Linked DNA regions of Homo sapiens: region 2 is linked to region 1. A link is an interaction called in ENCODE POLR2A ChIA-PET data of the cell type or tissue named here. Cell type or tissue: PC-3. All regions are shown on one strand. Links, peaks and the distances in the headings refer to the core of each region. The heading gives the core; the rest is flanking DNA.

What was found. Peaks named below come from ENCODE experiments on the same cell type or tissue, not always from the same donor. Only the 100,000 strongest peaks of a DNase experiment are listed, where the experiment ranks them.
Region 2: POLR2A ChIA-PET joins it to region 1 with 13 read pairs; 3 of 35 experiments call an interaction of 5 or more read pairs at or near these places.

Annotation. Positions count from the first base shown.
Region 1 is chr17:45,082,651-45,097,838 of GRCh38, reverse strand. It overlaps NMT1 (N-myristoyltransferase 1), which reads right to left. Exons shown (of 12, transcript NM_021079.5): 3 at 11,187-11,331; 4 at 4,036-4,154; 5 at 1,554-1,645; 6 at 595-711. Among named protein-coding and RNA genes, the nearest start is that of MIR6784, 24 kb to the left of the region's middle. RefSeq lists an enhancer at 6,614-7,115. In PC-3, for the core only: no CTCF peak of the experiment used is centred there; a DNase peak (open chromatin) is centred at 4,748; H3K27ac peaks cover 2,298 bases.
Region 2 is chr17:44,826,961-44,842,148 of GRCh38, reverse strand. It overlaps GJC1 (gap junction protein gamma 1), which reads left to right and starts at 11,862. Exons shown (of 3, transcript NM_005497.4): 1 at 11,862-12,087. RefSeq lists enhancers at 10,257-11,230, 11,231-12,204 and a silencer at 12,260-12,549. In PC-3, for the core only: no CTCF peak of the experiment used is centred there; no DNase peak of the experiment used is centred there.

The sequences.
Region 1 (15,188 bases), core at 3,545-11,544:
TACAGGCGTTCAAAAATGAGCCTCTGATTAGCCAGGTGTGGTGGCGCATGCCTGTAATCCCAGCTACTTGGGAGGCTGAGGCAGGAGAATCGTTTGAACCCTGGAGGTGGAGCTTGCAGTGAACCAAGATCGCACCACTGCACTCCAGCCCGGGCAACAGAGTGAGACTAAGAAAAGCCTCTGGCCAGGCACAATGGCTCACGTCTATATTCCCAACACTCTTGGGAGGCAGAGGTGAGTGGATCACTTGAGCTCAGGAGTTTGAGACTAGCGTGGGCAACATAGCAAGACCTTGCCTCTATAAAATGTAAAAAATAATAAACAAAAACAAAAACAAGCCTCTGCTGAGCAGGCACACCAGGCCTCAGGGTGGGCTCCTTCCAACCTGGGCCACAAACAAGGGAGCTGGCTGGGACTCTGAGCAGAACAGGTGGTTCCTAGGATGAATCTGCAGTCCCCGCACCTGGGCATCCTCCCTTCCTGAGACCTTCCCTCTTCCTTTCATGGGGCACATTGTGCAGCCTTTTTCTACTCTCTCCCAGACCAAGCAGGATGGCGGTGTTGTGGGGGGTGGGGGTAGGTGCAGGTGCTTACGTGTCATAGATATGGATGTTTGCTGGGATGGCGCTAATGAACCCAACCAATTTCCGACTTGAGACCACTCGAACCCCACAGTGCCACTGGGGGAGCCAGCCGGGTGGCCGGAGAGCCCTGGAAAAGAGAGGCTGGGGTGGTTGTGCTGCTTGCCGGCAGGCTGGACAAGCCGCTTGGGCTCCACAGCCAAATTTGGTTCGGACCTGGTGCTACCACCTCCCTGAGGGTTAATAGCTGGATTCTCTTTAGGGCCAAGCCCTCCTGGACACACAGAATCGAGCCATCACCATTTCTGGCTGCTCATCCCATTTGGCCTAGTTACTCATCCAACCCAAGGTTATCATACTGAGGATTTCATGCCTGATCCAATTTCTGTGTTCACTTTGACAGCTTGAACCAAGGTACTGGCATCTTTGGTTCGGAGGCCAGTGGGTCCCATGGTTGAGAGCTGACTGTGGCAACCCTGGAGCTCTGGTGTCCTGTCTCCCTCTTTCTGGTACAAATTCTTCCTTCCCTTTCAGGTAGTCCCTCTCCATTTCGGCCCATGCCTCTCTCTTCCTGGATATTAAACGTGGCCTGGGCAGGTGGATGGCTCAGCCAGGCAAGGCTATACAACTGAGCATGCTCAGGAACTAGATAGAAAATGTGCCTTCTTTTCTTTCAGTCTTAGTAGGTCTCATGCCCGTTCCTTTCTTATATAAAGTCACCAGACAATGAATACCTCTTCCCTGGGTACTAGCTCTACGAAGGTCTCCCTCACCCAGTCAATTGTCTTAAACAAGGCTGCAATTCTAAGTGCTAATGAAAGCAAGTGTCCTTCAGATGCAGGAACTCAAAAATGACACACTAATTTGCCATTCAAAGGTTGGCCCCTGGCAGGGATGAAAACTCTGGTGCCCTCTGGTGGATCTGCTCTATGCCTTCCTCTCAAGAACCTCAAGAAAGCCCCCACAACTTACCACAAAAGAAACTCCGGGGAATAATCAAATCGGAACATGTTGTCATCATCTTCCACATAGTTCTCATTCAGGAGGGTGTACAGTTCTTTTAGCTGTAAAGAAATAAGCAGCTCACTTGGAGGTATTCTGCCAGGTAGTAGACCAACTCCAATACCCTGGGGCTCTAGGCTTTTCAGAAGGATGAAGCAAACTACCAAAAACGACGTGGAGTCTCACAAATCCTTCTGCCCCCTGGCATGGTAGGAACTCTTGGAGCAAACACCCTAGTTATAGTAGAAAACTGAGCCATCACGTGGTAGAGTGGCAGACCGAGAATGCCACCTAACTAACCAACCACTTCATCATTCTGCGCCATCAACAATGGAGAGCCACTGGTCTCAACTTCTGTGAAGTGCTATAGAGGGACGACTCTCGAAGCTAGTCAAGGAATTACCACGGAGAGTCACTGCTGTTTCCCACCTTGTCTGATTTTTTACCATCTGGCCCAAACAAAGGCCTTTTTTCCTTTCTTTTCAAGATAGAGTCTCACTCTGTTACCCAGGCTGGAGTGCACTGGTGTGATCATGGCTCACTGCAGCCTCCAACTCCTGGTTTCAAGCGATCCTCCTACTTCAGCCTCCTGGGTAGCTGAGACTACTGGGGCATACTACCATGTCCGGCTAATTATTAAATTTTTTTCTTTTGTAGCGGGGGCAGTCTCACTATATTGACCCGGCTGATTGATTTTGAACTCCTGGGCTCAATCGATCTTCCCACCTTAGACTCCCAAATTGTTGGAATTACAGGTGTGAGCCACCACACCCAACCACAAAGGCCTTTTTCTGCCTTCTCAGCTATCTCCATCTGCTGGCCCAACTTTGGTATTAAAAAATTCTGTTGGCCCGGTGTGGTGGCTCAAGCCTGTAATCCCAGCACTTTGGGAGGCTGAGGTGGGCGGATCACCTGAGGTCAGAAGTTTAAGACCAGCCTGGCCAATGTGGTGAAACCCCATCTCTACTAAAAAATAAAAAAATTAGCCTGGCGTGGTGACAGACACCTGTAATCCCAGCCACTGGGGAGGCTGAGGCAGGAGAATTGCTTGAACACAGGAGGTGGACGTTGCAGTGAGCCAAGATTGTGCCATTGCACTCCAGTCTGAGCAACAGAGCAAGACTCCATCTCAAAAAAAAAAAAAAGACTGGGCGCAGTGGCTCATGCCTGTAATCCCAGCACTTTGGGAGGCCGAGATGGGTGGATCATGAGGTCAGGAGTTCGAGACCAGACTGGCCAACACAGTGAAACCCCATCTCTACTAAAAATACAAAAATTATCCATGCATGGTGACAGATGGTTGTAATCTCAGCTACCTGGGAGGCTGAGGCAGGAGAATCACTTGAACCTGGAAGGTGGAGGTTGGGGTAAGCCAAGATCGCGCCACTGCACTCCAGCCTGGGCAACAGAACCAGACTCTGTCTCAAAAAAAAAAAAAAAAGCCAGGCCTAGTGGCTCATTGCCTGTAATCCCAGCACTTTGGGAGGCCAAGATGGGCAGATCACCTGAGGTCAGGAGTTCGAAACCAGCCTGGCCAACATGGTGAAACACCATCTTTTCTAAAAATATAAAAATTAGCTGGGCGTGGTGGCACTCACCTGTAATCCCAGCTACTCGGGAGGCTGAGGCAGGAGAATCGCTTGAACCCAGGAGGCAGAGACTGCAGTGAACTGAGATGGTGTCACTGCACTCCAGCCTGGGCAACAGAGCGAGACTCCATCTCAAAAAAAAAAAAAATTCTGTTGACTTTTTTTTTTTTTTGAGACAAAGAGTCTCGCACTGTCACCTGGGCTGGAGTGCAATGGTGAGATCTCAGTTCACTACAACATCCCCCTCCCAGGTTCACGAGATTCTCCTGCCTCAGCCTCCTGAGTAGCTGGGATACAGGCGTACACCACCACACCTGGCTAATTTTTTGTATTTTTAGTAGAAATGGGGTTTTATTATGTTGGTCAGACTGGTCTCAAACTCCTGACCTCATGATCCGCCTGCCTCAGCCTCCCAAAACGGTGGGATTACAGGTGTGAGCCACCACGCCCGGCGACATTTTCATCATTCTTTATAAGGGAAATAAATCCCTCAGGTCAAAACAAGGGGCTCTGGGTGGCCGGGGTGGAAAGGGGAGGACAGGGCCTCATTTAGCAGCCCCAGCTGCTCCAGTCAGGAGACAGACTAGAAAGAAAATGAGGAAATGAATGAACAAAAAAGAATAAATGAAAAACAGGTATCCACATCGGGGACCTACAGAGGTTAACTTCCAACCTGCCAGAAAAGCTAAGAGCTATTTATGTGGAGTCTTGGCCATGCCCCAGGAAGTTACAGACGGGAGTCTGTTCAGACCTCCTTGGCTCAGCTCTCTAGGGCTCGAGTAAACGTAGTCTAGGTGAGACTGCAGGGCTTACTGTGAAAGTGGCTCCTACCCGCAGGTGTAACCTTCTGAGGGCCCACTCACCACACCACGATCGCCCAGGTCCAAAGCATCCCAGGTGAAGCCCTGGGGCAGGGTGTAGGGCTCCTGGCGGATATTGTCCTTGTCAGGCTCCACGGGGCCATGGGTGTTCACCACTTCGCCTGAAAGAAGAGCACAGCTGTGAGCCTCACCCTTTGCCCCCTCGGGGCAGTAAAGGGCTCAGTTCAAAACTCAACCAGAGCAAATTCCTCCTGTCCCTAGGAGCCCTCTATCTGAAGAACATTCTGTGCTTGGCAACTGCAAACCGTCTTTCCAGCTACCCTTAGCCCCTAACTGAGGGCCAATTCATGGCAAAACCTCAGGACAATCACTGGGATCCAAGGTGGTTCGTGTTTTGGAAATCCATTTAAATCTCCCTTGGGTCACTGAATGACAAACATTTATCTTTAGTAATTTGGCTTCCTGCCTCCTGGTTGGTGTAAAGAGTGCTGTCAGGGCCCTGGCCCAGGCCCATCAGTCTGGATGGGTTTGTAAGGAGTCACAACAAGGCTGCTTTTGTGTCAACAGCAACAACAATGTACTGGGCCCATTTCTGAACCAGATGATGGCTTCTAGGCGCCAGGCTCAATCGTGGCCCTGCCAGCCTTGGCTTTCAGCAGCGTGAGCCAGTTAACTGCTACTGCCAACTCAGGCCCTCAGTGTTTAGAGTCCTGCAAGTGCCTTTGGGCTGAATCACCAAGTCTACATAGTGCTGCCGGGAAGTCACCCTGACACAACATCCCCTCCCTGAGCAGGATAGGCCCCTCCTCTGTGGGAGCATGTGGGGAGTGCTCCAAAGACACAGCCCTCATTCCTATCCAGAGCTCAATCGGACTCATATATGCTGAGAGATTCACCACTGAATTCTGGCCCTTGGGATGATTTCGGTTCTACAATGGGCTCACTCATGTTTACACTGGGAAGAATGCAATGTTTAGTGCATTTTGGAAAATGGAGTCTTCAAAAGGGACCAACCCAGTAACAGTGTTCCTAGCAAAGGGCTCTGTATAGACTAGGCACTCAATTCATGCTTTTACTGACTTTCAGACTCCTGATCCCAAATATTTTTTTTTTCTTTTCTTTTCTTTTTTTTTTTTTTGAGACAGTCTCATTCTGTCGCCCAGGTTGGAGTACAGTGGTGCGATCTTGGCTCACTGCAACCTTCACCTCCCTGGTTCAAGCAATTCTCCTGCCTCAGACTCCCGAGTGGCTGGAATTACAGGTGTCCGCCACCACGCTGGCTAATTTTGGTGTTTTGTTTTTTTTTTTTCAGTAGAGATGGAGTTTCACCATGTTGGCCAGGCTGGTTTCAAACCCCTGGCCTCAAGTGATCCACCCGCCTCGGCCTCCCAAAGTCCAAACATTTCATTCTAACATGTAACAGGAAGCTCTAGACCTTCCCAGAATGATAATCTGTGGGGCAAGTGTGGTGGAAAGGGCTGCATCAGGCTGCAGCACACGACACCACCGCTGGCACTGATCATCTCACCCTCTTCCATCAGACACATTACTGAGCACCAACCGTGCACCAGTGACTCAGTGACCATGCCAGCCCCTAGTGTACAGCAGGAAAAAGGACCAAGTCCCTGTCCTCATGAGACATACCATCTTCTGGGGAAATAGTAAATAAATGAGTCATTATCCACGTGCTGCAGGTCAGGATCTGGAAAGTGCAGGGACACACAACAGGGAAGCAGCCTGCTCTGTTGGTAATCAGGCTTCCCAACAGGTTTGCTTGGGAGAGAGGTCATATTTTTCTTCCCTAGTTAGGAAACTCATGACTGGCGAGATGGGGTCTTGCTCTGTTGCCCAGGCTGGAATGCAGTGGCGTAACCTTGGTTCACTACAGCCTCGACCTCCTAGGCCCAAACGATCCTCCCATCTCAGCCTCTCGAGTGGTTGGGACTATAGGCATGCGCCACTACGCCTGGCTAATTTTATTTTTCATAGAGATGAGGTCTCACTGTTGCCCAGGCTGGTCTCAAACTCCTAGACTCAAGTGATCCTCCTGCCTTGGCCTCCCAAAATGCTGGGATTATAGCATGAGCCACGGCGCCCAGCCAAAACCCACCATTTGATTATTCATAAAGTAGCTCTTGTGAATTTAAGTCAATCCGCTTCCAACTGACAGCTATGTATATTAAAAAAACATTTTTGAGCCTACAAAACTGAGGGCCAGACCCTCTAGTCTTATCTAGGTGCTAATTTCCCAACTTGTATTGAATTTATACCTTTTCCTATACACTTCAGAACCTTCTTTTTTTCCCCCTGAATTATTTCCATGGCCAAGAATACTGATGGTCTTCCCTATTGTACTAAAATAACCTCAAGGCTAAATCTTCTCATTTAGGCTGGCTACTAGGTCCTACACGCAACAGGCACTTCCATTCACTCACTCCTTCACCAAGTGTTCACTGAATCCTAGAATGTGCCAGTTCTGTGGCAGGGGCTGGCGAATGAAACAGACACAGGTCCTCACCATCATGGACACCAAAGAGATGAGCAAGGATGCACATGCCACCCGGCATGGTGAGGGCCAGTAAGAATGAAGTACAGGGTGCTATGGGACGTGTGTGTGTGTGTGTGTGTGTGTGTGTGTGTGTGTGTGTGTGTGTGTGTCAGGAAAGACCTCTCAGAGGAAATATCTAACGACAAGACCTCAAGGATAATTAGGAATCAGCCAGGCTGCAGGTGGACTATGTGGGGCAGGGTGGGTGTGAAAAAGTAGAGCTACAGGAAACACTGAAAAGGGAGCAGCCACTTTTACTAGACTCCCACTGTGGAGTGCCCTCGATGCCAAGAAGCAGCCCAAGGCTCCTGTGCTGTCCTCGGTGTGGTGCCAGCATCATGGCCTCTGCTTGTCCTGCTCTGTGGGGAGCAGCCTGCCTTCTCCCTTACAATGGCCTTTGAGTACCTCCTGCTGAGCAGGGGTGGAAGGCTGCTCTGCAGAGCACAGCAAGAATGCAGCTGATTCTCTCAAGGCCAACATGAACCAATAAATGACTAAGGATGACACTTCGAACTTGCTTTAAAAGAATCTGGAAGTTTAAAGAAAACCCTGAGCTTTCAATGGGTTTCTTTCTGCACACTCTTCCCTCAAAATTCTCTCCATGACATCAAACATCAGAGACCCAAAACTAAGCAATGCGGTGCAACTGTGAAGGACTTCGGAGAAATGAGAATGTCTGAGATGCGGAAAACATTAAACCAAACAAAGGCCAAGGAGAGGAAAAAGAGAGGGGAAGCTTCTCTCTGGGACCCATGGAAACCAGGTGAGTGCACATCCTCCCTTTGATAGTGACTTTTTAAAACAGAGTGGCCACACTGCATTCCACTGACCAAAGACAGAAAAGGATACTGCTTCCGTTGACATGAGTGGGAAAGGGGTGACTTTAAAAAGAAGAACGACATGATCTCGAGTGGGGGATCAAAAGTTCATCTGCGGCTCTTACAGTTGTTACACAGACTAAAACACTTCTGCTAAGAAGGCCTTTCATTTTTATTTATTTATTTTTTAATCTTTGAGACAGGGACTCGCTTTGTCACCCAGGCTAGAGTGCAGTGGCACGATCATGGCTCACTACAGCCTCGACCTCCAGGACTCAAACGATCCTCCCACCTCAGTCTCCTGAGAAACTGGGACCATAGGCATGTGCTACCATGTCTGGCTAATTTTTAAATTTTTTTGTAGAGACGAGGTCTTTCCCTGTTGTCCAGGCTGGTCTTGAGCTGCTGGGCTCAAGCAATCCTCCTGCCTTGGCCTCCCAAAGTGCTGGGATTACAGGCATTGAGCCACTACACCCGGCCTAAGAAGGCCTTTCCATGGTAAACCTAGGATAATTTTAAGCTTCTAAAGAATTGCAGGTCTCAGTCAGGTGCAGTGGCTCACGCCTATAATCCCAGCACTTTGGGAGGCTAAGACAGGAGGACAGCTTGAGCCTAGGAGTTTGAGACCAGCCTGGTCAACATAGTGAAACCATGTCTCCACAAAAAATTTAAAAATTAGCCAGGCATGTGGCAGGCACCTGTAGTCCCAGCTACTCAGGAGGCTAAGGTGGGAGGATTGCTTGAGCCCAGGAGATCAAGGCTGCAGTGAGCCATGATCATACCACTGCACTCCAGCCTGGGCAGCAGAGCGAGATCCTGTCTCAAGAAAATAAAAGAGAGGGCCGGGTGCGGTAGCTCATGCCTGTAATCCTAGCACTTTGGGAGGCCAAGGCACGTGGATCACGAGGTCAGGAGTTCAAGACCAGCCTGGCCAAGATGGTGAAACCCTGTCTCTACTAAAAATACAAAAATTAGCCGGGCGTGGTGGTGGGCACCTGTAATCCCAACTACTCGGGAGGCTGAGGCAGAGAACTGCTTGAACCTGGGAGGCAGAGGTTGCAGTGAGCCGAGAAAACGCCACTGCACTCCAGCCTGGGCGACAGAGTGAGACTCTGTCTCATAAATAAATAAATAAATCAGAGAGACTTGTAGGTTTCTTTAGTGGAATACCATCTAATTAAAACTCTCCCAAGAAGGTGGAGAGTACTGTAAAAACACAGTGCAGCTGATATGCACGAGATTTATAATCATTAGTCCTCCAATTAAGTGAAAAAAAAATTAGGGCAAGAAGCTGTAGGTACCACCACCCCTGAGAAAACTCAGAACTAGGGTGACGCCTCAGCCATGCAGGCTAACACGCCTGCCAAGGTGGCACTTTTTACAGGCTGACACAAACACAGGAATCTAACTGGGGCTTGACTGACCCTGGACCTCAAAGGCAGACTAGTCAGATGCTCAGGGTGACTGCTCTTCCATGGAGTCCGACACCACACACTGCACAGAAGGCAAAGCCAGAAGAAATAAAACCAGACCTTGTTCCTCCTTCCTCAAAGTGTCAGGGCCCGTATGAGCAACTGTGTGGTTTTCTCTTGAGCTTTCTGAGAACTAAACTGAAGCACTTTCTACATTTACAGGTGAAAGGAAAACAAAGTATGCTGGGCTGAAGAGGAACAGAAGCAAATTAATCCCAAGCTGCCTCTTTTTTTTTTTTTTTAAATTCATTTTTGAGATGCATTCTTGCTCTGCTGCCCAGGCTGGAGTGCAGTGGTGCGATCTCAGCTTACTGCAACCTCTGTCTCCTAGGTTCAAGTGATTCTCCCACCTCAGACTCTCAAGTAGCTGGGATCACAGGCCCATGCCACCAGCCCAGCTAGTTTTTGTATTTTTAGTAGAGACGAGGTTTTACCATGTTGGCCAGGCTGGTCTCGAACTCCTGACCTCAGGTCATCCGCCTGCCTCGACCTCCCAAAGTGCTGGGATTACAGGCGTGAGCCACTGCGCCCAGCCTCAATCTGCCTCTTTCCCAAGTGCCACTATCTGTGAAGAATGTAGCAAGGTTACTCATTTGCAAATTCCTCAGGAAAAATAAAATCAAACCAAAACTCCAAAATGCCATCTGAAAACAGAGCCAAGATACATGGCAGCCACCACACAACACCTCATCAGGGATTTCATTCAGAGGTGAGATGTGTGGCTCTCTGCATCTTTCCTGCTCCTCAGCGAGAAACTGGTCACTGGGACCCTACCCTGTGGCCCAAAGCCTTGCTGGAGGGCTTAGCCAGTGGGCCTGGGACCTGGCCGATGAGGGCAGCCAAACACACACGGTGATGGGGGAATCAGCACCCCTCTTGTCCACCTGGGCAGTGCTCTGCTCTCCCTCACCCGTGGGGATGCACCTCCTCAGCTTGCTTCTATTGTGACCAAGCTTCTAAGAACTGCATCCGCTCTAGAGCAGAGCTTCTCAAACTTTCAAAGTGGACAGAAATCCTCTGGCAGTTCTGATTCTGCAGCTTTGGGGTGGGGCCCGACAAACTGCATTTCTACTAGCAATTAGGCAATGCCCATCCTGCAGGTCTGCAGGCCTCATGGATTAGCTGCTCCCAACCTCTGCAGCAAACAAATCTCCTTGGGCACAGCTGCCTTCCTCACCTCACCAGTCTTTAGCCCTACCCTGTCTGGCCCTGCCCCACCCTCCTCCTCTGCACCGAACATACTAGTGAAGTCTCATTGTGTTTCTGGAGGGGAGCAGTAATGTGGACAAGCTGAAAGTCATTTACATTTGGTGTTGGAATATGTTTTTTTCAACATACTTACTTTCCCAGTCACAAAGAAAACAGGAACTAGGCCACCAATGGGTCCAGAATCATGTTACAACCACTTCAGAAACTTTGTCAGCTGAGTCCTGAAGTCAGCCATCAAGGTTGGCTTGGCTCAGTCTTGGCAGGCACGTCTAACAGGATCCAGTCCCTTCCAGAATCCTTTTAGATATTCTGCCTATTCCACCCCTTTAGCAATTCATTATAGCTTTTTTAAGGGGTGCTAATGAAATCTATATATAGTATTCCTGTTGTTGAACCATCACTGCTAAGCAAAATCTCAAACCACTTTGCATTTAGTAAGCATGCATTGGCTAGGAGACAAAGGGGAAGAGGCTGGGGACTTTGCCCATTCCAGGAATAAACATGTGCCCAGACAAACAAGACAAAGTCTCTATAAACCTAAGTGGAAAAAAGACCTCTGGGCAGACATTCCCACTCTTCATGTGCCAATAGTTTTGTTTTGTTTTTTTTTTGGGTTTTTTGGTTTGTTCGTTTTTTGAGTTGGGGGTCTCACTCCTGTCACATAGGCTGGAGTGCGGTGGCGTGATCTCAGCTCACTGCCGCCTTGACCTCCCAGGTTCAAGTGATCTTCCCACCTCAGCCTCCTGAGTAGCTGGGACTACAGGTGCATGTCACTATGCCTGGCTATTTTTTTTTTTTTTACTTTTTGTGGAAACAAGGTCTATGTTGCCCAGGCTGGTCTCGAACTTTTGGGCTCAAACAATCCTCCCACCTCGGCCTCCCAAAGTGCTGAGATTATAGGTGTGAGCCAGTGCTGTTGGCAAGAATCATTATTTGTTCTCAAGGTGTGCTGCTATAAAATGGTAAGGTCTCTGAATGATAGTCTTTATGCTGCATTTTTAAAAACCACCCTCTGAAAACAACTACCAAGGAACTCCAGGACTCTACTGCCCTCCCTACAGTAATTCAGCATGAAACCCTCATGAAGGCACAGCTGAGGCAGATCCCTCGCCCCTGACCTGGCAAAGAAAGCAAGCATGTACATACCCAGCTTGGGGACGGGCTGCGTATCCCAGAACTGGTAGCTTCGCTTGCTAGCCTCCTCCATGGTTTTGGCAGGTCCCTGACCCACTGAGAACAGCTCAATGGCCTTCTGTATTTCCTGGATCCTCTCTGCTGGCAAAGAGTTCATCTGGACAAGACAAAGTTGGGGAGAAAAAAGGCCCATTATGTTAGTAAGACTTTTGATTAATTATGAGTTCAAGAGTTAAGGGGAGCTGGGTGCAGTGGCTCATGCCTGTAATCCCAACATTTTGGGAGGCCAAGGCGGGCAGATCACTTGAGGTTAGGAGTTCGAGACCCACCTGACCAACATGGTGAAACCCTGTCTCTACTAAAAATACAAAAATTAGCCAGGCGTGGTGGCGGGCACCTGTAATCCTAGCTATTTTGGGAGGCTGAGGCAGGAGAATCACTTGAACCTGGGAGGCAGAGGATGCAGTGAACCGAGATGGCGCCATTGCACTCCAGCCTGGGCGACAAAGCTAGACTCCGTCTCAAAAAAAAAAAAAAAAAGAGTGCTGGGCGCAGTGGCTCATGCCTGTAATCCCAGCACTTTGGGAGGCCGAGGGAGGTGGATTGCCTGAGCTCAGGAGTTCAAGACCAGCCTGGGCAACATGGTGAAACCCTGTCTCTACTAAAATACAAAAAATTAGCCAGGCATGGCGGCGTGTCCCTGTAATCCCAGCTACTCAGGAGGCTGAGACACGAGAATTGCTTGAACCTGGGAGGCAGATGTTGCAGTAAGCTAAGATCACACCACTGCACTCCAGCCTGGGTGACAGAGCAAGAATCCATCTCAAAAAAGAAAAAAAAAAAAAGAGTTAAAGGGTACAATTCAAAGAAGGGGTTTGGTTCCTCTGTCCTAATCCCAGAGGTCATTACAACCAGAGAAAAAGTGGTTGACAATGAGCTATATGATGGGTGGGTGCTGCCCGCAGGGTTTCTCCCCTTATTAGTCTTATGTTGTTTGATGGCAAAAGTAATACATGCTCAATGTAAATTTCAAACAATGCAGAAATGTGTAAGACACATAGAAAGTAAACACCCACAATCCCATCCCCCAAATATAATCTTTGTGATCAATAGTCTTCACTTGGGAAGGTGAGAAGAGGCAAATATAATTCCAGACTTTTTTGCATACAAGTTCCAAATGCACACACACTTTTCAAAAACTAAAATTGGATCATATAATATTATCGTACAAACTGCTCTTTAAAGACTGTCTTAGAGACCTTTCCAGGTGAAAACACCTGGACCTACCCATTCTACCAAGTCCACTGTATGTATGGACCACAGTATATTTAGCCAGCCCCCTACTCATGGGCATTTTGGTGATTTTGTTCTTTAGTAATACAACAATGTTGCAGTGAATTTCTTTTTTTTTTGAGACAGGGTCTCGCTCTGTTGCCCAGGCTGGAGTGCAGTGGCACAATCATGGCTTACTGCGGCTTCAACCTCATGGGCTGAAGGGATTCTCCCACTTCAGCCTCTTGAGTAGCTGGAACTATAGGCGTGTGCCACCAGGCCCAGGTAATTTTTTTGTTTGTTTTTTTGTCGAGACGGGGTCTCACTATGTTGCCTGGGCTGGCCTCGAACTCCTGGGCTCAAGCGATCTGCCCAACTCAGCCTCCCAAAATGCTGGGATTACAGGCCACCACACCCAGCATAAATTTTCTTATACATCTATTTTTACCCACTGGGATATATATTTCTGTAGGATGAAGTTAAGAAAGAGGCCTGCTGGGTCAAAAGGTATGCACTTTTGAAATGATTTATCATCAATTTGCTCTCTAAAAAGAGACTATCAGTAATCCAACGAACAGTGTATGAGAGTAGCTCCTGACCCTCACCATTAGATTTACCAAGCCTCAGCTGAGCTTGGTGGCTCACACCTGTAATCCCAGCACTTTGGGAGGCTGAGGCGGGAGGACTGCTTAAGCCCAGGAGTTCAAGGCCAGCCTGGGCAATATAGTGAGACCCCTGTCCCTATTAAAAAAAAAAAAGTGGCCGGGCGCGGTGGCTCACGCCTGTAATCCTAGCACTTTGGGAGGTCGAGGCGGGTGGATCACGAGGTCAGGAGATCGAGACCATCCTGGCTAACACAGTGAAACCCCGTCCCTACTAAAAATACAAAAAATTAGCCAGTGTGGTCACGGGCGGCTGTAGTCCCAGCTACTCGGGAGGCTGAGGCAGGAGAATGGCGTGAACCCAGGAGGTGGAGCTGGCAGTGAGCCAAGACTGCGCCACTGCACTCTAGCCTGGGCGACAGAGCGAGACTCCGTCTCGCAAAAAAAAAAAAAAGTTTACCAAGCCTTAATCTATGCCAATCTAAGAGAAATAATTATTGCTTTAATGGTCATTTCTTCCATTATGACTTTAACCATCTTATTATTTACTGATTACACATTTTTTCTTTCTGAACTGCCTATTCATTCAATTATTTTAAACTAATACATATGTTGCAAATATTTTCCCAGATTATTGTTTATCTTTTGACTTCTACAAAGTTTTAAATTTGTCAATTTCTGTTTTATGGCTTCTGGGTCCTATGTCAGACTTAGATTAATAAAACTACATACATTTTCTTCTAATATTTTTATTTAGTTTTCTGTTTTTCACTTAGATTATAAAGGAAAGAAAGAATATAAACCAGTATGTTCATATTGCTTAGGCCTGGGAAGTGGCATTTTAATTTTCTTCCCCTTGCAGTTTATTAAATAAATTCTCGGCCATGTGTGATGGCTCACTCCTGTAATCTCAGCAATTTAGGAGGCCATGGCAGGCAGATCTCTTGAGCCTGAGTTAGAGATCAACCTGAGTAATGCAGGGAGACCCCATGTCTACAAATAATAAAAAAATTAGCTGGGTGTCGTGGTGCACACCTGTAGTCCTGGCTACTCGGGAGGCTGAGGTGGGAAGATTGCTTGAGCCCAGGAGGTTGAGGCTGCGGTCAGCCATGTTCGTACTTCTGCACTCCAACCTGAATGACAGAGTCTCAAAAATAAATTAAATGAATAAAAAGGGAAGACCCCTACCTACCTTGTAGGGATGGTGATGGTTTGGAGCTAATTTAAATGAAGTGCAACATGGTATTAAATAATAATGGTATTTTTTCATAGCGGGTTTTATATTGGAAATAGTAAAAAAATTACTTGAAGTCATATCTCAATAAGGTAGCAGATTCAAGCTGAGGCATAACATTTGAGGCATACAGCAAAGTGTGGGTATATTGGAATGAATATGGATTTTTGCGAGGCTTATAAACTGTTTCAGAGGCTGTTCCTTTTTTTAAATTTTTTTTTAATTTTTTTTTTTTTTTGAGACAAAGTCTCACCCTTTCGCCCAGGCTGAAGTGCAATGGCGTGATCTCGGCTCACTGCAACCTCTGCCGCCTGGGTTCAAGTGATTCTCCTGTCTCAGCCTCCTGAGTAGCTGAGATTACAGGTGCGTGCCACCACGCCTGGCTAATTTTTTTTTGTATCTTCAGTAGAGGCAGGGTTTCACCATGTTGGCCAGGCTGGTCTCAAATTCCTGACCTCGTGATCCACCCGCCTTGGCCTCCCAAAGTGCTGAGATTACAAGCGTGAGCCACCATGCCTGGCCACTTAATTTTTATTTTTTGAGACAGAGTCTCACTCTGTTGCCCAGGCTGGAGTGCAGTGGCGTGATCTCAGCTCACTTCAACCTCTGCCTCCTGGGTTCAAGCGATTCTCCTGCCTTGTCCTCCCAAGTAGCTGGGATTACAGGCGCCTGCCACCACGCCCAACTAATTTTTTATATTTTTAGCAGAGACAGGGTTTTACCATGTTGGCCAGGGTGGTCTTGAACTCCTGACCTCAGGTGATCCACCCGCCTTGGCCTCCCAAAGTGCTGGTATTACAGGCATAAACCACCACCCCAGGTCTCAGAGGCAGTTTTAAAAGGTGAATTATGAATATGTTTGAGTTGTCCCCCTGCCTCTGTCAGCCTACTTTGAAGAAGACAACA
Region 2 (15,188 bases), core at 1,904-9,903, 250 kb after region 1:
GGCATGAGCCACCACACCTGGCCAAAAGAACTTTTTTGACAACAAAAAAATCTGGTTCAGTCAACATCCCTGTGGGCAGGGGCAGGGAGAAGCAGTATAATGTGTCCCACAGGTTAACTGAAACTGCTGGGATTAGTGGAGAGGGAGGGTGGTGTTTCCCACTAATACCTCTCTCCCATTAGCAGGAGTAATCAATAACTTCTCTCTCTTTTTTTTTTTTTTTTTTTTTTGAGATAGAGTCTCACACTGTCACCCAGGCGGGAGTGCAGTGGCGTGATCTCAGCTCACTGCAACCTCCGCCTCCTGGGTTCACGTGATTCTCCTGCTTCAGCCTTCCAAGTAGCTGGGATTACAGGTGCATACCACCACACCCAGCTAATTTTTTTCAATTTTTAGCAGAGATGGGGTTTCACTATATTGGACAGACTGGTCTCGAACTCCTGACCTCGTGATCCACCAACCTCCGCCTCCCAGAGTGCTGGGATTACAGGCATGAGGCACCGCGCCTGGCAAGACTAATCAATAACTTCTTTAACAGTTCTTACTATCCAGCCAGTCTGGGGCAGGCAGGACTCCCCTGTTCCCAACAAGCAGCATTCTCAAAACTTTTTCTGGGCCGGGCTCAGTGGCTCATGAGCGCCTGTTATCCTAGCACTTTGGGAAGCTGAGGCGGGTGGATTGCCTGAGCTCAGGAGTTCGAGACCAGCCTGGAGAACAGTGAAACCCCATCTCTACTAAAAATACAAAAAATTAGCCAAGCGTGGCAGTGTGCGCCTGTAATCCCAGCTACTCAGGAGTCTGAGGCAGGAGAATCGCTTGAACCCAGGAGGCAGAGGTTGCAGTGAGCCGAGATCCACCATTGCACTCCAGACTGGGTGACACAGTGAGACTCCATCTCAAAAAAAAAAAAAAATTTACCTCTCTGGGCCTCTTTCCATCTTTCAAGACAGAAGAATCTGCTCTGAGTTTACCAGCCAAGTGGGGACCCTGGAAAGTGTGTAATGGAAATAGTGACACATTGCAGCCTTCAGATTGACCCTACTGTTCCCAAACCACAGAGCCCCAGGGCGACTCTCAAGTTCTCAAATTGGGTTTTGATCCTTTCCTGCCTGAGCCCCATGTGGATTAAAAGTGATGTGGTTCTCATAGCACCCAGCTGTACCACTCTCTGCCAAAGGCTGGAAATGAGATCCATTTCCCTGTTTGAAACTTACAGCTTTTTTCCCCTTCCCTCCAGCAGTGGTCTTTCTTCTTCTAGGGATGGTGAGCCTTCATTCACTTATTCACTCAGCATATACTTCCTAAGTACCTACAATTTGCTGGCCTCTGTTCCAGGAGCTGGGACACAGTGCCCCTGCCTTCGGGGAGCTCACGTTGTAGCAGACACCCTGGTTTGCTCCATATCCTGGCGAATGCCTGGGCCCAAGAGCCTCTACCCTGGAATTCTGACCTCAGTTTCCCCACCAGTAATGGGATTAAAGGAAATCACTAGCTGCCAAGGTGGTAGAGGAGAGAAAGAAGTCTTGACTAGAAGACAAGAGCCTTAGGTTATATTTTAGGTTTTGGGGTTTTTTGGGGGTTTTTTGTTTGTTTGTTTGTTTGTTTTTGAGACAGGGCCTTGCTCTGCTCTGTTGCCTAGGCTAGAGTACAGCCCCAGGCTAGAGTGCAGCCTCAACTTCCTGTGCTCAAACGATCCTCCCAAGTAGTTGGGACTACAGGTGCAGGCCACAAAACCTGTTCATTTTTACATTTTTTGTAGAGACAGGGTTTCACTAAGTTGCCCAGGCTGGTCTCAAACTCCTGGGCTTAAGCAATCCTCCCACTTTGGCCTCCCGAAGTGCTGAGATTATAAGCGTGAGCCACCGTGGCCAGCCTACTTGTTTTTTAAAGTATCTACAAGTGGCCGGACATGGTGGCTCACGCCTGTAATCCCAACACTTTGGGAGGCTGAGGCGGGTGGATCACCTGAGGTCAGGAGTTCGAAACCAGCCTGGCCAACATGGCGAAATCCTGTCTCTACTAAAAATACAAAATTAGTGGGCGTGGTGGCTCGTGCCTGTAATCCCAGATGTTAGGGAGGCTGAGGCAGGAGAATCGCTTAAACCCAGAAGGTGGAGGTTGCAGTGAGCTGCGATCACGCTATTGCACTCCAGCCTGGGCAACAAGAGCAAAACTCCGTCTCAAAACAAAAAAAGAAACGTTGCTCTATCAGAAGGGAGACAGAGCTGCAGGCTTGGTGGCTTGGTAATAAGGTAACAAATTAGAAAGTAGATGTATTGCCCGGTGCGGTGGCTCACGCCTGTAATCCCAGCAATTTGGGAGGCCAAGGTGGGCGGATCATGAGGTCAGGAGATCGAGACCATCCTGGCTAACACGGTGAAACCCCATCTCTACTAAAAATACAAAAAATTAGCCAGGCATGGTGGCGGGCACCTGTAGTCCCAGCTACTCCCGAGGCTGAGGCAGGAGAATGGCATGAACCCGGGAGACGGAGCTTGCAATGAGCCGAGATCGCGCCACTGCACTCCAGCCTGGGCAAGAGAGTGAGACTCCGTCTCAAAAAAAAAAAAAAAAGGAAAGTAAATGAATGTATTGTTCCCAATCTCTAGGAAGAAAGAATACGCAATGCATTTTGGGAGGGGGAGGCAGGAGGATTGACTGAGCTCAGGAGTTCGAGACCAGCCTGGGCAACATAGGGATACCTTGTCTCTACTAAAAATAAAAAAAATTAGCCCGGCATGGTGGCGCATGCCTGTAGTTCCAGCTACTCGGAAGGCTGAGGTGGGAGGATCATTTGAGCCTAGGCAGTTGAGGCTGTGGTGAGCTGTGATCACGCTGCTGCAACCAGCCTGGGCAACAGAGTGAGACCCTGTCTCAAAGAAAACAAAAAGTAAAAGAAAAAAAAAATAGGCAACAATAAAAGATGGGGAGTTTTCCCTTCCAGATTCATTCATGAATCTATGGGAAAATAATACCTAATGAACATTTGTATATATAAAAATACATTTATATATTTATAGTTTTATATATATATATATACACACACACACACACACACATATATATATATAATCAAATGTTTTAATACCATTTTAAAGGTTTTTTTTGAGACAGTCTCCCTCTCTTGCCAGGCTAGAGTGCAGTGGTGTGATCTCGGCTCGCTGCAACCAACCTCTGCCTCCTGGGTTCAAGCCATTTTCCTGCCTCAGCCTCCCAAGTAGCTGAGACTACAGGCATGCACCACCATGCCTGACTAACTTTTTTGTATTTTTAGTAGACAGGGTTTTGCTGTGTTGGCCAGGCTGGTCTTGAACTCCTGAGCTCATGTGATACACCCGCCTTGGCCTCCCAAAGTGCTGGGATTATAGGCATGAGCCACTGTGCCTGACCTTAAAGGTTTTTTTTTTATTGAGACGGAGTCTCGCTCTGCCACCCAGGCTGGCTCACTGCAAGCTCCACCTCCCGGGTTCACGCCATTCTCTTGCCTCAGCCTCCCCAGTAGCTGGGACTACAGGCGTCCGCCACCACACTCGGCTAATTTTTTTTGTATTTTTAGTAGAGACAGGGTTTCACCGTGTTAGCCAGGATGGTCTCAATCTCCTGACCTTGTGATCTGCCTACCTCGGCCTCCCAAAGTGCTGGGATTACAGTCATGAGCCACCACGTCCGGCCTAAAGGTTTTCATTTGTCTTAATATGCCACAGAAAAGCACACCATCAAAAGTATGCAGCTCAGCCAGGCGTGGTGGCTCATGCGTGTGATCCCAGCACTTTGGGAGGGGGGGCAGCGGTGGGGCAGGGGGAAGATCACTTCTGGCCAACATGGTGAAACCCTGTATTTACTAAAAATACAAAAATTAGCCGGGTGTGGTGGCACACACCTGTAATCAAGCTACTCAGGAGGCTAAGACAGGAGAATCAGTTGAACCCGGGAGATGGAGGTTGCAGTGATCCGAGATGGTGCCACTGCACTCCAGCCTGGGTGACAGAGTGAGACTCTGTCTCAAGAAAACAAACAGGCCAGGCTCGGTGGCTCATGCCTGTAATCCCATCACTCTGAGAGGCTGAGGCAGGTGGATCACCTGAGGTCAGGAGTTTGAGACCATCCTGGCCAACATGGTGAAACCTCGTCTACTAACAATACAAAAATTAGTCAGGTGTGGTGGTGCGCACCTGTAGCCCCCAGCTACTCAGGAGCCCGAAGCAGGATAATAGCTTGAACCTGGGAGGCGGAGGTTGCAGTGAGCTGAGATTGCGCCATTGCACTCCAACCTGGGCGATAGAATGAGAATCCATCTCAAAAAAAAAAAAAAAAAAAAGAAGAAGAAAAAGAAAACAAATCAACCAAGTATGCAGGTCAGTGTACTAACTGAACACACCTGTGTATTCAGCGCCCAGCTCAAGAACAGTGAACTGCCTGAAGAGTTCATCTTGCCCGCTACCCAGAAAAGCTGATGCACTGCAAACAGCAGGTTTTCCCAATAGAGAAAGAGTTTAATGAATGTAGAGGTGGCTACATGAGAGACTAGAGTTTATTACTCAAATCAGTCTCCCCCAAAATTCAGAGACTAGGGTTTTTTAAGGATAATTTGGCGGGCAGGGGGCTAGGGAGTGGGGAATGCTGATGGTTGGGTTGGGGATGAAATCATAGGGGGTTGAAGCTGTCTTCCATTCCTGGGTGGCATCCAGAACTAGTTGAGCCAGTTTACTGATCTGGGTGGCACCAGCTGGTGCCTCAGAATGCAGGATCTGAAAAAATATCTCATACCAATCTCAGGATTTTTTTTTTTTTGAGACAGGCTGTCACTCTATCACCCAGGCTGGAGTACAGTGTGTGATCATGGCTCACTGCAGCCTCAGCCTCCCTGGGCTTAGGAGATCCTCCCTGCTCTGCCTCCCAAGTATCTGGGACTACAGATGTGTGCCACCACGCCCAGCTACATCTTTTTTTTTTTTTTTTTTAGTAAAAACAGGGTTTCACCATATTGCCCAAGCTGGTCTCGAACTCCTGGGCCCATGTGCTCCACTCACCCTACCCTCTCAAAGCGTTGGGATTACAGTCGTGAGCCACCATGCTGGCCAATATCGGGTTTTATAATAGTAATGTCATCCATAGGAGCAAAGGAGCAATTGGAGAGGTTAGGAATCTTTTTTTTTTTTTTTTTGAGACAGAGTCTCACTCTGTCACCCAGGCTGGAGTGCAGTGGCGCCATCTTGGCTCACTGCAAGCTCCACCTCCCGGGTTCACGCCATTCTCCTGCCTCAGCCTCCCGAGTAGCTGGGACCACAAGCGCCCGCCACCACGCCCGGCTAATTTTTTGTATTTTTAGTAGAGACGGGGTTTCACCTTGTTAGTCAGGATGGTCTCGATCTCCTGACCTCGTGATCCACCCACCTCGGCCTCCCAAAGTTCTGGGATTACAGGCGTGAGCCACCGTGCCCGGCTGAGGTTAGGAATCTCATGGCCTCTGGCTGCATGACTCCTGAGCCCTAATTTCTAATTTTTTTTTTTTGTTTTGAGATGGAGTTTCACTCTTGTTGCCCAGGCTGGAGTGCAACGGTGCGGTCTCGGCTCACCGCAACCTCTGCCTCCCGGGTTCAATCGATTCTCCTGCCTCAGCCTCCCGGGTAGCTGGGATTATAGGCATGCGCCACCACGCCCAGCTAATTTTTTTGTATTTTCAGTAGAGGCAGGGTTTCTCCATGTTGGTCAGGCTGGTCTTGAACTCCTGACCTCAGGTGATCCGCCTGCCTCGGCCTCCCAAAGTGCTCCGATTACAGGTGTGAGCCACCGGCCTGGCCCCTAATTTCTAATCTTATAGCTGATTTGCTAGTTCTACAAAGGCAGTCTGGTCCCCAGGCAGAAGGGATTTATTTTGGGAAGGGACTCTTATCGTCTTTGTTTCCAAATTAAATTATAAAGTCAATTCCTCCCATGGAGAACTCAGCCTATTCCCAGGAATGAACAAGGGCAGCTTGGAGGTTAAAAGTAAGATGGAGTCGGTTAGGTCAGATCTCTTTCACTGTTGTAATTTTCCTGTGTCAGATTTTTCTTTTTGTTGTTGTTTTTTGAGACAGTCTCTCTCTGTTGCCCAGGCTAGAGTGCAGTGGCGAGATCTTTGCTTACTGCAACCTCCGCCTCCTGGGTTCAAGCAATTCTCGTGCCAAGTAGCTGGGATTGCAGGCATGTGCAACCACTCCCGGCTACTTCTTTTGTATTTTATTTTATTTTATTTTATTTATGTATTTATTTATTTAAGACAGAGTCTTGCTCTGTCACCCAGGCTGGAGTGCAATGGCGCAATCTTGGCTCACTGCAACCTCCACCTCCTGGGTTCAAGCAGTTCTCCTGCCTCAGCCTCCCGAGTAGCTGAGATTACAGGCATCCACCACCACGCCCGGCTAATTTTTTGTATTTTTAGTAGAGATGGGGTTTCACCATGTTGTCCAGGCTGGTCTCGAACTCCTGACCTTAGGTGATCCACCACCTCAGCCTCCCAAAATGCTTGGGATTACAGGCATGAGCCACCGTCCCCAGCCTGTGTCAGATTTTTCTCACTGTCATGATTTTTGCAAAGGCAGTTTCAACAGAACAAGGCCAGCCCCCCAAAAACCCCTCATGCTCCTTTCCAGTAACTATCCTGCCTGCCAAGTAACCACTATCCTTCCTTACTTCTCTCTTTCTTTTTTTTTTTTTTTTGAGACAGAGTCTTACTCTGTCACCCAGGCTGGAGTACAGTGGCGGGAGCTTGGCTCACTGCAACCTCTGCCTCCTGGGTTCAAGCAGTTCTCACAGACGCATGCCACCACACCCAGCTAATTTTTGTATTTTTAGTAGAGACAGAGTTTCACCATATTGGTCAGGCTGGTCTCGAACTCCTGACCTCAGGTGATCCACCTGCCTCATCCTCCCAAAATGCTGGGATTACAGGTGTGAGGCACTGTGCCCAGCCCACTATCCTTCTAATTTTTTTTTTGAGACCAAGTCTTGCTCTGTCCCCAGGCTGGAGTGCAGTGGCGCAATCTCGGCTCACTGCAACCTCCAACTCAGCCTCCCAAGTAGCAGGGATTACAGGCTCACACCACCACGCCCAGCTAATTTTTTGTATTTTTAGTAGAAATGGGGTTTCACCATGTTAGCCAGGCTGGTCTCAAACTTCTGACCTCAGGTGATCCACCTGCCTCACCCTCCCAAAGTGCTGGGATCATAGGCGTGAGCCACTGTGCCCAGCCCACTGGCCTTACTTCTTCTTTTTTTGAGACGGAGCCTTGCTCTATACCCAGGCTGGAGTGCAGTGGCACAATCTCCACTCACTGTAACCTCCAACTCCCTGGTTCAAGCAATTCTCGTCTCAGCCTCCGGAGTAGCTGGGATTACAGGCATGCGCCACCACGCCCAGCTAATTTTTGTATTTTTAGTAGAGACGGGGTTTAGTGCTGGGATTACAGGCGTGAGCCACTGCACCTTACTACTTCTTTTTTTTTTTTTTTTGAGTTTTGCTCTTGTTGCCCCAAGCTGCAGTGCAATGGCATGATCTCAGCTCACTGCAACCTCTGCCTCCCAGGTTCAAGCAATTCTCCTGCCTCAGCCTCCTGAGTAGCTGGGATTACAGGCATGCGCCACCACACCCATCTAATTTTTTGTATTTTTAGTAGAAATGGGTTTTCACCATGTTAGCCAGGCTGGTCTTGAACTCCTGACCTTAGGTGATCTGCTCCCCTCGGCCTCCCAGAGTGCTGGGATTACAGGCGTGAGCCACCGCGCCTGGCCAACTGTCCCTACTTCTAACGGCATGGATTAGTTTTGCTTGTTTTTTTTTTTTGTTGTTGTTGTTTTGTTTTTTTTTAAACGCGGTCTTGCTCTGTAACCCAGGCTGGAGTGCAGTGGTGCAGTGGTTCAGTGGCACAATCACAGCTCACTGCAGCCTCAACTTCCCCAGCTCAAGTGATCTTCCCACCTCACCACCTCAGCCTCTGGAGTAGCTGAGACTCCAGGCACATGCAACCATGCCTGGCTAATTTTTGTATTTTTTGTAGAGGTAAGGTTTTGCCATGTTGCTAAGGCTGGTCTTGAACTACTGAGCTCAAGTGATCCGCCCACCTTGGCCTCCCTAAGCGCTGGGATAACAGGCATGAGCCACAGCACCTGGCCAGTTTTGTCTGTTTTTGAAGTTTTTGTAAATGAAAACTTTTGTGAGATCCATCTTATGTGTAAATGTAGATTGTTCATTTTCATTGCAGCATAATGTACGTAACACAATTTAGCCATTCTACGGTTGACAGGCATTTTGGGTAGTTTCTAGTTTTTTGACTTATTATAAATAGTGCTGCTATGAATACTCTAGTACAAGTATTTTGGTGAACATTTGTACACATTTTCGTGGAATTGCCATGGAATTCCAAAGGCATAGTGTATTCATAGGTTCAGCTTTAGTAGTGTAGTGGCGGAAAGGTGTGACACCTTTCCTCATCCATCATAAGGATCACAGCTGACACTCCTATAACAAAACCCAGATTAACAAGAGAAGGGCATAACCAAGTTATTTAACCAAAGTTTTATGTAACACAAGAGACTTCGGAAATTAAGACCTCAAAGGGCCGAGTGCGGTGGCTCACACCTGTAATCCCAGCACTTTGGGAGGCCTAGGCGGGTGGATCACGAGGTCAGGAGTTCAAGACCAGCCTCACCAACATAGTGAAAACCAGTCTCTACTAAAAATACAAAAAAAATTAGCCGGGCGTGGTGGTGTGCGCCTGTAGTCCCAGCTGCTTGGGAGGCTGAGGCATGAGAATCAGTTGAACCTGGGAGGCGGAGGTTGCAGTGAGCCGAGATCATGCCACTGCACTCCAGCCTGGGTGATGGAGAGAGACCCGGTCTCTCTCTCTCTCTCTCTCACACACACACACACACACACACACACACACCCTCAATACCCTAGAACAATTGTTTTTATGCTTAGGTTCAATGCAGAATGGACAAGCAGAATGTGATCAGACAAAAGGGGTATGATCTAATTTAACAGACTGAGCGGGGAACCCAACAAGGCTTGTCGGTTCAAATTCTTCTTGGCTTCCCAGTGTAACATTCCTTCCTCCAGGGTATTCCTTCCTGGTTCCTCTGGAATGAGGGTCTTCAAGGGGGAGGAGAGAAGGGGGAGAGTGACCTTTCTGGTTTTATGGCTTGCTTTGGGGGAGAGGGGTTCTAGTTTCTATGACCCGCCTTGGGGAAGAGGAATTTTTATTTCTATGACTCGCTTCAGGGGAGAAAGGGGCGGGAGACAGGAGGGCAGGAGAAGGTCAGAGAGAGACTTTGCTTCTGAGGCCTTCCAATCTCCTTTAGTTCAAAGCACTCAGCACGCCAAAGCTCCATACTTTGGGATATTGTTTTCTTTCTTTCTTTTTTAAAGAGATGGGGTCTCGCTCTGTCTTCCAGGCTGGAGTGTAGTGGCATAATCATAGCCCACTGCAGTTTCCTGAGTAGCTGGGACTACAGCCACCACGCCCTGGGAAATCATTTTCTGAGCCTCAACAGTAGATATTGCCAGTTTTGCAAAGTCCGCTGGGCACGGTGGCTCATGTCTGTAATCCCAGCTCTTTGGGAGGCCAAGGCGGGCAGATCACTTGAGGTCAGGATTTGAGACCAGCCTGGCCAACATGGTGAAACCCCCTTTCTACTAAAAATACAAAAATTAGCCAGGCATGATGGCGGGCACCTGTATTCCCAGCTACTCCGGAGGCTGAGGTAGTAGAATCTTTTGAACCTGGGAGGCGGACATCGCAGTGAGCCGAGATCACCCCACTGCACTCCAGCGTGGGCGACAGAGTGAGACTCTGTTGCAAAAACAACAACAAAGTGATTTAGGCCAGGCACGGTGGCTCATGCCTGTAATCCCAGCACTTTGGGAGGCCGAGGCAGGCGGATCACAAGGTCAGGAGATCGAGACCATCCTGGCCAACATGGTGAAACCCTGTCTCTACTAAAAATACAAAAATTAGTTGGGCGTGGTTGCGTGCGCCTGTAGTCCCAGCTACTCGGGAGGCTGAGGCAGGAGAATTGCTTGAACCGGGGAGGTGGAGCTTGCAGTGAGCCTAGATGGCGCCCACTGCACTCCAGCCTGGCGACAGAGTGAGACTCTCCCTCAAAACAAAACAAAACAAAAAAGTTATTTGTACTAGTTTACAGTTGCAGGCTGTGAGAATTTTAATATTTTATTCAACAGGTACAATGATGTTGTTTCCTGTGTTATTTTAGTTACATGCTATTTATTATTTCCAGGTATTTTCAGAGTTTTCACCCTGGTCATTTTATTTTTTTCACTTATTTTTTTGAGACAGGGTCTCACTCTGTCGCTCAGGCTGGAGTGCAGTGGCGCTATCTCAGCTTACTGCAGCCTTGACCTCCCGGGCTCAAGCGATCCTCCCACCTCATGCTTGGAGTAGCTAGGATCACAGGTGCGCGTCACCACACCCGGCTAATTTTTGTATTTTTTGTAGAGATGGGGGTTTTGCCATATTGTCCAGGCTGGTCTGGAACCCCAGGGCTCAAGCAATCCGCCTGCCTAGGCCTCCCAAAGTGCTGGAATTACAGGCGTGAGCCACCGCGCCCATCCCACACTTGTCATTTTAAATACATCTGTAGAGAGGCAATGTGATAAGGCGTGGGGACAGACTACAGCAATCACAGGGAGAAGTACTTAAATGCTCCGAGGCCAAGCAGGTCATGAAATGATTTAAGCAGCTGAGTGGGGACATTGCCTACCCGGACAAGGTGACTCAAGAGGAGCTGCCATGTGAAAAGAGAAGCTCAAAGTAAGCAGCTTTTGACTTTTTAGGGAGGCCAGAAATCTGGATTTTAATATTTTGGTAACTAATTCATATTTTTGGAAAACATACTGGCCACACAAAACTGGTCAGTGCATTAGATGCCTAGCCTTCAAGATTTCCACTCTGGGGCTACCCCTTAGGGCTTGGCTTTGGGTGGGGGAGTTTGACTTGCAGCAAGTAACCTCACTTGTTAGCGCTTAATTTCCCCTCTGGTCAAAAGGGCAAAATAATAAAAGCCTGTCCATCGGCATTCTGATGCTCAGATGAGATCATTCCAGAGGTCGCCCATCTCTTTACTGAGCCTTCCTTTATTACCCAAAGTCTTACTCTACTTAAAGCATTTGGAGAATTTTCGGTTTCCTACTGGGCATTTTAAAACTGGGGATTCCTATGCATGAAAATTTTTCCCAAGTCCTCTGAATGGGATCCTGCTGGGATGCAAAGAGTTAAGAGGAAATAGCCTATTAGGGTCTTGCTAATCCGAGAAGTTCAGGACCTGAAAAGTATCTAGAGCACTGCTAAGAGCCCCGACTCTAGCTAGATCCACGCAGGGCCCGCCAGATCCTCGAGGAATTGTAGAGCAGAACCTGGGAGGAGACATTAGCATCCCGTGCTACAATGGACCAAGGCCTCGGCGGAGCGCGCAGAAGACAACTCTGGGCCCGCTAAACCAACCCAGGATACCCAGGTAAGGCGAGAACCCACGGCGCCGTTAGCGGCCCGCTCAAACTGAGGCGCGGCTGGCGGGGGACTCTCGCCCGAAAATCAGCTTGGAAGAATGAACTGTCCGGAGCGAAGTCTGCGCCCACCCGGGGTCCAGACTCCACGCGGGTGACTCCCACGCGCGCCGCGCCTCCGCCGCGTCCCGGACTATCCGAGAGAGCGGCGAGGACTCGACCGCGGAAAGTTGGCGCTCGCGTCGCTTCCCGCGCGTTCTGGGGCGCCCCCCTCCCACTCGAGCGCCACGTGCCGCGCGCCCCCCGCTCCCGGGCCGCGGCGGGACGCCCCCGCCCCCACCGCAGCGCGCAGTGCGCAGGCGCCTTCCCGCGGGTCGCGGCGGCGGGAGCGGGAGGCGGCGGCGGCGGCGGCAGCGGCGGGAGCGGCTTCTGCCTCGGCTGGAGACTGAGGCGAAGGCGGCAGCGGCGGAGGAGGTGGAGGAGAGGCGAGGGTGAAGGCGATGGCGACGCGGGGCACATGAGGCCGCGACCGGCGGGACGGGCCGAGGCCCGGCGGAGGAGGCGGCTCCGGGGGAACCCGCCGCCGGGTGAGGGGCGGCCGCAGGGCCGGCTGAGGAGAAGCGGGCCAGGGGCGGGGTCCCAGGGGGAGGCGGGAGAACTCTTGGGGAGCCCGGGGAGGGGCCGAGGAGAACCTCCGGAGGTCCGGGGAGGAGCGCGGCCAGAGCGGGAGAAGGAGGGGGGCGCCGCCGAGGGGTTCCCGCCGAGTCCGGAGGGGCGTCGCCGGCCCGCGTCCTGCCACTGTCCCCGGCGCACCCTCCCTCTTTGTCCCCAGGCGCGCGGCTCCCAAATCGGGAGGGAAACGGCTCGGGGGTGTCCTGGGCCGCGGAGGTGTCGGGCGACGGTCGGGGAGCCCGGACAGAAGCGGCGCGCACTCGGCGGCGCCCCGGCGGTGCCGACAACTACCCGGGCGGTTAGGGGCGCAGGGCGGAGCCGGGCCGCCCCTCGCCGCCCGGGCTCTTCGCGGGCTGCTCTTTGTCTCCCCGACCTCGATCCCTGCGTCTCCGGCGGCGTGCGGGCTCGTCTGAGGCTTCCCGCATCTCCCCGCTGGAACTCCTGCCTCCCGGGGGTTAGAGGAGGGTTCGTTCGAGGGCTGGAAGCGGGAAAGCGGGGCGGAAGGACTGGGCTCATCGCCTCCTGATTAACTCGTTGTCTTTACTTAAAATGACTTTTCCCCCACTTTGTCAAACTTGAGAACTGTTTTGTGTGTGTGTGTGTTTCCTTAAGTCTCTAGCTTCAAAATTAAGAGTAGGCGCTACCGCTGTGATTGTGGGCAGTTGTGTGGTTGGCGGCTGCGTTTGGAGCTCTGAGTTGAAAAGATGTACGTGAATGTATGGTTTAGATTTTGTTCTTTTTTTTGCGATTGTCTGATTGGGAGTACTTTTCCTTTGCGAAATGGGCGAATTTGGTTTTCTTTTTGTTCATTGAGAACTGGCAGTGATACCGATTTCATTATGCTCATGCTTAATTTTGTTAGCATCAAGACGATGTGAAATCGAGTAAGTTAAGTTTGAATAAGTTCAGGCTGAGGGTCATCTTGTATGCCTGATAAGTCTAAATTTGTTATATGTTTGTGTCGTGTATACGTTCAAGTGAATATATGTGAAAGCGCTATAAAAAATCAAACTACATAAATGAAAGGGATTTTAATTTCCTGATAAGCAGGAAACAGCATATCTCCAGTACTTTAATATCTGTAGAAAAATGCGTTAATAATGTCATTTAGGAATAAAATATTTCTCTCCCTAGAGAGGGTTTAGGTATTATTCAGAGTAAAAGAGCAAAAAAATTTCAACCTCAGAGGGTATGGAAAAAAACAGAAAAATACCCTTACTTCCAGAGCTCCTGATTAAAATATTGTGAGTTGTGGGTTAAGTTTACTGATTTAAAAAAAACTTAGCATAGAGTTGTATCACTGCAGTTGCTTTGAATGTCTTAAGTACTGTGTAATGTCAGAATTAAACACGAACTAACTTTTCTGGGTAGAAGGTAAAAAGCTCCAATAAACAGATCTTAGTTTTCCCCAGATTTTTGTGCCCAGAGTGCTGTAGGCAAAGGGCATATTGAAGAGATACATAGAAGTTGTATGGAAGGTCTGTTAATATTTGTCCTGATTTGTAATGGCTTAATATTATTTACTACTTAAACTGTTGTGCATTTTTCCAAAGCATTTCAAACAACCTCTTCAAAAGCCAGCACTTTTAACTTTTGAGGTTGTGTGACTTAAGAATTGTTTTCTACCAGAAACAGTTCTCTTAAAAAGTTCTACCACAGTTCTCTTAAAAAGGAGCAAAGGACCTGGTAATTTTCTCTGTAATCAATTCATGCAGGTAAAATTGAGTTTTAGCCTTTAATCCAGAGGACTTAATTAACATATCTCCAGCATAACAATCTTACTTATAAATGCTGTTATCCTTTGTCAATTAAATTTTATTCTTATATTTGTATAAGTCAGCCAAAGGGAAGGAATGCAGGGTTGTGTTTCTGATTAGTCCACTTCCCCCCAGGTCCAGGCTTGCCTATCAATTGAGTAATGAGGATCTTAGAATACAGGATATATAATTTAAATCCAGAGCATCGTTCTCTTAACAAATGCTTAGTGTTTGTTCCATGCCTAATTCAATGCAAAGTGATGAGTTCCAAAAAATATTGCTTTATTTGTTGTATGTTCACATTTCAAAATTGGTGAGGTGTGTTCTTTTTTCTTTTTCCTTTTCCTTTTTTTTTTGAGATGGAGTCTTGCTCTGTCGCCCAGGCTAGAGTGCAGTGGCTGGGACTACAGGTACCCGCCACCACGCCTGGCTAATTTTTTTTTGTAGTTTTAGCAGAGATGGGGTTTCACCATGTTAGCCATGATGGTCCCGATCTCCTGACCTTGTGATCCTCCCGCCTCGGCCTCCCAGAGTGCTGGGATTACAGGCGTGAGCCACCGTGCCCGGCCATCCTTTTTTTTTTCAAAGACATTGCTATGATGCCCAGGCTGTCATAGTACACTGCAGCCTCAAATTCCTGGGCTCAAGCCATCCTCCTGCCTCAGCCTCCTGAGTATACCCAGCTAATTTCTTTTTTCTCCTCCTTTCCTGTCCTGTCCTGTCCTTCCTTCCTATAGTTAAGTTTGACTAGGGGGTATGATTACTTATTTCTGAACTTATGCTTTTCTTGTAGTGTAGAAATACATGTGGCTTCTGTTCAAAATATTTGATAAAAATTTAGGCAAAGAAAAAGCAGGAATTTTTTTTTTTTGTTTGTTTGTTTTTGAGACGGAGTTTAGCTCTTATTGCCCAGGCTGGAGTGCAATGGTGCTATCTTGTCTCACTGCAACGGTGCTATCTTGTCTCACTGCAACCTCCGCCTCCCGAGTTCAAGTGATTCTCATGCCTCAGCCTCCCAAGTAGCTGGGATTACAGGAATGCCCCACCATGCCCAGCTAATTTTGTATTTTTTAGTAGAGACGGGGTTTCACCATGTTGGTCAGGCTGGTCTCCAACTCTTGACATTAGGTGATCCGCCTGCCTCTGCCTTCCAGAGTGCTGGGATTACAGGTGTGAGCCACCGCACTCGACCAGATTATTAGTTTTGTAAGACCGTTCCTTTGAGAATAGGTATGAGAAGATAGATTTTGGCTGATATC